Linked DNA regions of Homo sapiens: region 1 is linked to region 2. The links are chromatin contacts, found by Hi-C or POLR2A ChIA-PET in ENCODE. All regions are on one chromosome and are shown on one strand. The core of a region is the stretch at or near the end of the contact, and the rest is flanking DNA. Distances in the headings are between cores, read along the strand shown. Region 1 overlaps AKAP6 (A-kinase anchoring protein 6). Region 2 has its middle 17 kb from the start of LINC02313.

What was found. A loop is a pair of places that touch in the nucleus more often than their neighbours do. ChIA-PET counts read pairs that join two places held with the same protein, here RNA polymerase II (POLR2A). Pooled maps may share reads with other maps.
Region 1: a loop to region 2 is called in a map of naive thymus-derived CD4-positive, alpha-beta T cell, with 28 times the contacts of the local background. The contact joins two enhancer-like sites. A Hi-C loop is called at or near these places in 22 of 168 maps with a recorded cell type or tissue (A673, CD8-positive, alpha-beta T cell, Caco-2 and 15 more), 28 of 37 single-sample maps with no recorded cell type and 33 of 50 pooled maps. POLR2A ChIA-PET finds 5 or more read pairs at or near these places in 1 of 52 experiments (Caco-2).

The regions. Positions count from the first base shown.
Region 1 is chr14:32,558,847-32,561,865 of GRCh38, reverse strand. The region is part of intron 4 of AKAP6 (A-kinase anchoring protein 6); the gene reads right to left. Among named protein-coding and RNA genes, the nearest start is that of AKAP6, 230 kb to the right of the region's middle. Within about 2 kb of position 1,430, at least 3 of the 41 ENCODE cell types and tissues checked have a DNase peak (open chromatin) inside an H3K27ac peak, as active enhancers do.
Region 2 is chr14:31,926,446-31,929,451 of GRCh38, reverse strand. No RefSeq gene overlaps it. Among named protein-coding and RNA genes, the nearest start is that of LINC02313, 17 kb to the left of the region's middle. Within about 2 kb of position 1,744, at least 11 of the 41 ENCODE cell types and tissues checked have a DNase peak (open chromatin) inside an H3K27ac peak, as active enhancers do.

The DNA.
Region 1 (3,019 bases), core at 181-2,680, 630 kb before region 2:
TGACAAGTCTGCCAAGGCAAATGTTTTTAACTGCTTCACTTAGCTGACCTTATTTGCCATAAATTCAGGCTAATCCATATCTAATTCTTACTGGGTAACTCACTTGTTTACTGTCACCACTGGCCCTGGTCTCTTGGCATCTTATAAACTCTAGCCAGGCCCCAAATTCCTCAAGGATGTCTGGCTCTTGTCATATTACAGTGCTAGGAATGCAGCATGAATGGCTCATTCCTCCAGGCTCGTTAATGTCACAGCCTCACATTCACTTACCATTAGGATCTTCTAAGGGAAACTTGAGTTCACCCAAAGTTCCAAGGAACACAAAGTCAGCCATGTTGAAGTGATATACGCCAAGGAATATTGTACAAAGAAATGAGTGCTTCTCTTAGTTATTCCTCACAGTTAGTCTCTCATAAAATTTCAGAACAGAAAAGTATTTATAGGTCATTCAATTCTATTCCTTTATTAATATTTATTTTTTAAAACTGAGGCTTGCGAGGTTACATTTCCAAGGTCACGATGCTACTTAGGGGCAGAATTAAGGTTCTTACCCTAGTTATTTCTAATATATATGGTGCTAATTCCCTAGATTCATAGGAAAAGTCACAATAATAATAAAACTAATATTTATGTAGCCTTTAGATTTACAATGACCCCTTTGCTCTTTGTAGTTTCATACAATAATCTGAGCAAAGGCATGACAAACATAATTAACATCTCATTTTGAAGACTAGAAGACTTATACAGTAAGCTTTAAGTGACTTATTCAAGTTTTCATAATTAAAATGAGGGATTGTGAACTGAGCCCAATGTTTAAGTTCTATATCCTTGAGTAAATTACTAACTTCTGTCTCTTCTAATTTATAAAATGAAAATATAATGTAACAGTGTCTGCATCAAGGAAGAATTTTTTTCTTGAGAATTAAATGAAGTGATGTACTAAGTGAATAAACCCCTTAGCATTCTGCCCGACAGTTTGCAAGGGGACAAGAAATAACAAAGTTTTGTTTTGTATTTAAATTGTTATTTTTCTGAAACATCCTACCAGCAACACAAAATTATGACTTCGGGATTAAAGATAAAGAATAATTCACTAAAGTTCCAAGAATCATTTTAGTTGAATTTAAAAATGCAACGCTAAAAAAATAAATAAATAATAAAAACGCAATGTTGAGTTTATCCATCTTTTGAGTTTCATCACGATAGTAATATTTGCCATCAAATGCAGTTAGGCACTGTTATCATCTTAATACAAGATATTATTGCATCATAACCTTTCCATACGAAGAAAATTACAAAGAACTATTTTCACCTTGATGTTTAAAGCTGCAAACAAAAGGGCAGATCATCTTCCGTATATATTGCAGAGGCCAACAGCCATATGCAGTGACTGGATACAGCCTCACGGTGGTGCTAAATCATCACTGATAACAACTCAAGACCCATTGAAAGCTCTACAGAAACCAAACTGAGGCAGGACTGAAACATTCCTAATGTTAAACAGCAAGGAATTTGCTTTGGATCCCTACGGTTCTTCTGGACCAACCTTGCGCAATGATCCTGACATGTCTCAACAAATCCATTAGCAATGTTAATATACAGTTTTTGTCCTGGCATTGCAACAAATAAAATATACACAAAAGATTTTTATTATCCTTAAAAAGAATTGTGCAGCCTTACCTTTTAAAATGTTATGTTGACTTAGAATTCCCAAACTGGATTTGGGCCCCATTCATCTACTGTGTATCTTAAGTTTATGTATGCCTTGGAGACATTTGTTAAATTCCTTATATCTCCCAGCCCCCAAATTTCAGCTTGAAATTTCAACTCTTTTTGACTCCTTTCCTCTTCTACTCTCCTATTTAAAACAGCCACAAAATTTTATCAATTTGCCCTTTATAATATCTCCCACCTATCTATTTCTTTCTTCAGTCAGCTTCCAGACCCACAGTTCAGACCCTTTTACCACATGTCTAGGCTATTTCAATAACCCTTAAGATTAGGCTTAGAGGAGATTGCACCACTGCCCTCCAGCCTGGCAACAGAGCAAGACTCTGCCTTAAAAAAAAAAAAAAAAAAAAAGATTAGGCTTAGAGGACTACCTCCCAACCGCAACTGTACATTACAATTGCTTGAAGAACTTAAAAAATACCCAACCCCAGGGATTCTGATTTAATTGGTCTGGGGTGGATAAAGAGGTTTTTTTATTTTTTTAAAGCTTCCCAGTGATTGTAATTTGCAGTCACAGTTGAAAATTACTGCTAGAGGTGTGCCCAGCATACCACAGTCAGATTAACCTTCTTAAACTACCAACTCTCTGGGCCAAACATTTTAAGTAGTTTCCCATCTTCGCAAAGATTGCGAATTAGTGACTTAAAGTCCAAACTATCCCAAAGATGTGTTTTTATTTGACCTATTTAAAAATTGTTCAGATCCAACATCTAAAAATTGGGAGATGTCACATAAAACCCAGATTTCTTCCTTCTTTTTAAAAATTCCAAAATCTTGGCACAAATGGCCCACATTCCCATGCAACTATCAGCTGGAGCTGAGTAGTGGCTGCCCTTAAGACATGTCACATATCTTCCAGGTGATTCAGTCCCATCACTCCCCATTTACAGCTGGCTTTATGATTCATTTATACTATCTTCCTGGCCTCTTAATTTTAGTTTGTAGCCCTGATCTAGAGAATAAAGTTCAAACTCAATGATACGTTCACTTACTCATTCCCTTAACTACTCATTTATTCATGCATTCAATAGTATTGATTTTGTGTCTATGCTATGCAAACACTTGGAATTCAAAGTCCCTCATATCTTGGCCCTATTCTTTCTAACTTCACATTCACCTTCCTCTAACAAAGTTATTTCTAACTAGTAGTTAGTTTACGAGACACCTTCCTCCCAATATTCATAGCTTAGAGGCTAATTTCCAAAACGCCTTTGAGGTCAGGTAATGCTATGTGACAAAGTGGGCCAGTGGGATGCGAGCAAAAGTGGCATGTGTAACTTCTAAGTCG
Region 2 (3,006 bases), core at 495-2,994:
GAACTGGGACTTAGCCCTTTTGGAATGAATGAAGACCAGAGTGTTCTTGGCAATCTTGGATGTTTAGAAGAGGTGAGAGGCGATAGGGCCTTAAGAGAGAGATACTGGGCTTCCTATTAGTATTATCAGGAAGATGTTCTGGCAACTAATAGGGGAATAAAAGATATATCTATTATTTGTACTCCCCAGGTCATTAAAGTGGGTTATATCATGGGTTATATCAGTTGTATATAACTTAATAAAACTGAAATAAGCTTAATGTTAAGGACTTTCTAAAAATCAGGATTAATAATAATAATAGCAGCTAGTATTTATTTGGTGCTTACTATATGCCAAATTCTACCTCCCTTAGCTCATTCATCATCACAAAACCCTATGAATGTGAAAGCAACACAATAGTACATGGATGAATAAATGGATAAACAAAATATGGCATATATATATATATATATATATATACACACACACACACACACACCACATACAAAGGAATACTATTCAACCTCAAAGAGGAGGGAAATTCTGACATATGCTACAAAATAGATAAACTTGGAAGACATTATGCTAAGTGAAATGAGCCAGTCACAAAAAGACTATATTTTCCATGTATATAAGGCATTTAGAGTATAAAAAATCATAAAGACAGAAAGTAGAATGGTGATTCCCAGTGGCTGGGAGGAGGTAGAAATGGGAGTTATTGTTTAAGAGGTATAGAGTTTCCATGTTACAAGATGAAAAGAGTTACGGAGATGGATGGTGGTAATGATTGCAGAACATTATGAATATATTTAATATTACTAGACTGTTCACTTAAAATTGAGTAAGATGGTACATTTTATACGTATTTTACCACAGTTAAAAAAAAAATGTTAGGGGAAAAAACCGGCTATGAGGTAGCAGTTGTTTCTATCACCATTTTACAGATGAGGAAACTGAGGCAGAAAGAGGCTAAAGTATCTTGTTCAAGGTCACACAGTAGACATGGGTGGAACAAGAATTACATGACAGGGCCTCCTGATCACAGAACCTATTCTTTTACCTCTGTCCTCTTCTCCCTTTCTGTAAAGATGGAGAGATACAATGCCCCATGGGGATGCAGTTGATGGGATTAGAATAGATGGGTGGTTGGACTATAACACCTACAAAATCCATTTCTTTGCTGCAGCACTTCCTTCCAACCTTTAGAATTTGTGTGCTTCATTTAGCTCTACAGAATTACTATCAAAATGAACTGTTTGCTATGGTTGGAAAACAAGCTTAGGAACTACTGCTAAGGAATATAAAGATAAACCACATACTGAGATGCATTCTAAGTCTACAGGTCAAACCTATTACAACAATCTTTAGAGAAACAGCATTTGTTCATCCAACAAATATTTATTACATGCCTTCTATATGTATTGTTCTAGGTGCTTGGTATATAGCAGTGAACTAAATGGACAAAGATCTCTGCTTTTGTGGATTTTACAGTCTTGTGGAGGAGAGAAAATAAACAGTAAACCCAGTAACTCAGTAAATAATATAGTACATTAGGAGGCAATAAGTACTTGATCACAGCTGCAGTTTTAAATTAGGTTGGCAGGGGAGACCTCATTGAAAAGGTGACATCTAAGCAAAAGCTGAAGGTGTCAGAGGCAGCCACGTGTGAAGGAAGAACATTTCAGGCAGAAGAAATATCCAGGGCAAAGGCCTAAGACAAGAGCCTGTGCGGCTGGAGTTGCTACAGGGAGGCCCATGTGACTAGGGCAGAGATGGGGAGGGGGTGAGGAGTGTGAGGTCGGTGCAAGCAGTGAAGGAGGGGTTGATTATACAAGTCTTCCAGGCCACTGTAAAGACCGTGGCTTTACACTGAGTGAGATGGGGAAGCATTGCAGGGTTTTCAGCAGAGAAGTGACATGATCTGACTCACACGGGATATATGAAAACACACCGTATTTAATATTGTTTTGACTTGAAAAGATTCTTTATCACTGAGATCACTGCTCATGAGGAAATGGAGCTTACATCTAAGCAAATGTCATCACTATGTGCTGAGAACCCCACTGATCCTGTGAGTGCAGTGGAAGGAGAAGGAGTTGGGGGAGTTGAGTAAAAACAGTTGTGTCATTTTTTTCAAAGAGCTGCTGGGAGGAATAACTAATAACAATAGCTGTAAAGGTCACTGCAAATATTAAGTGCTATCAAATGCTAACTATTATTTAAAAATAGAAAGCCTGTCATTATTCTTTGGCCCAGGAGTCAGGACCTCTGGCAGCCTGCACGCCTCGGCCAGCCTGTTAATGTTTCAGTGCCTTTAAAGGACTTTCCCATCAGACTATGTTATCTGATGGCTGTGTCTCCCATCTACAGCTATGGTGGGAGGAACTGAGCTATTTACCGCATATACTCTGCAACAAAACACAATCCTGAGGGTAGGGGTTGATGAGCATTTGTTTTTTGTTTTTGCTTTTTTAAAAATCATTAATTCTTAGGCTGCACTTACAAAACTCCCTGAAAGCACTGAACATTTGAATGAATGACATGGGTTTACATGTAAAAAGTTCTTGCAGCGAGTTGTTTACACCAATCTATTGGGTCATGGAAATTTTGCTCAAGATTTGTTTGTGTGGGAATAACACTGAAATACTAGCTTGTCGGAGCCAGCTTTGAAACTAACACAATGAATAGCTATTGTTCTGACAGAATATCCGGCAGCTCATGTCTACATACACTGAAGATGACCTTCCTCTTTAGAAATAGTTCCAATCATTATATATATATTTTAAAGTGTTATTGGTGTACCCAATGTTCTAGGTGCCTGGGGAGAAGGGACATTGTATAAAGATATTTCAGTTTCTCTCCTAAAAGGATTCCACAGCTACTCTATTTGGTAAGTCAGGTTGCCAATATTACACATTCCTGGTATGAAAAGATATGTTACAGAGATAGAAAATAAAGAAAGGAAAAGGTAAGCTTGTCATTTAACACCTATTAAGTACCAGGTTCTATGTTATGATATCATTTCAC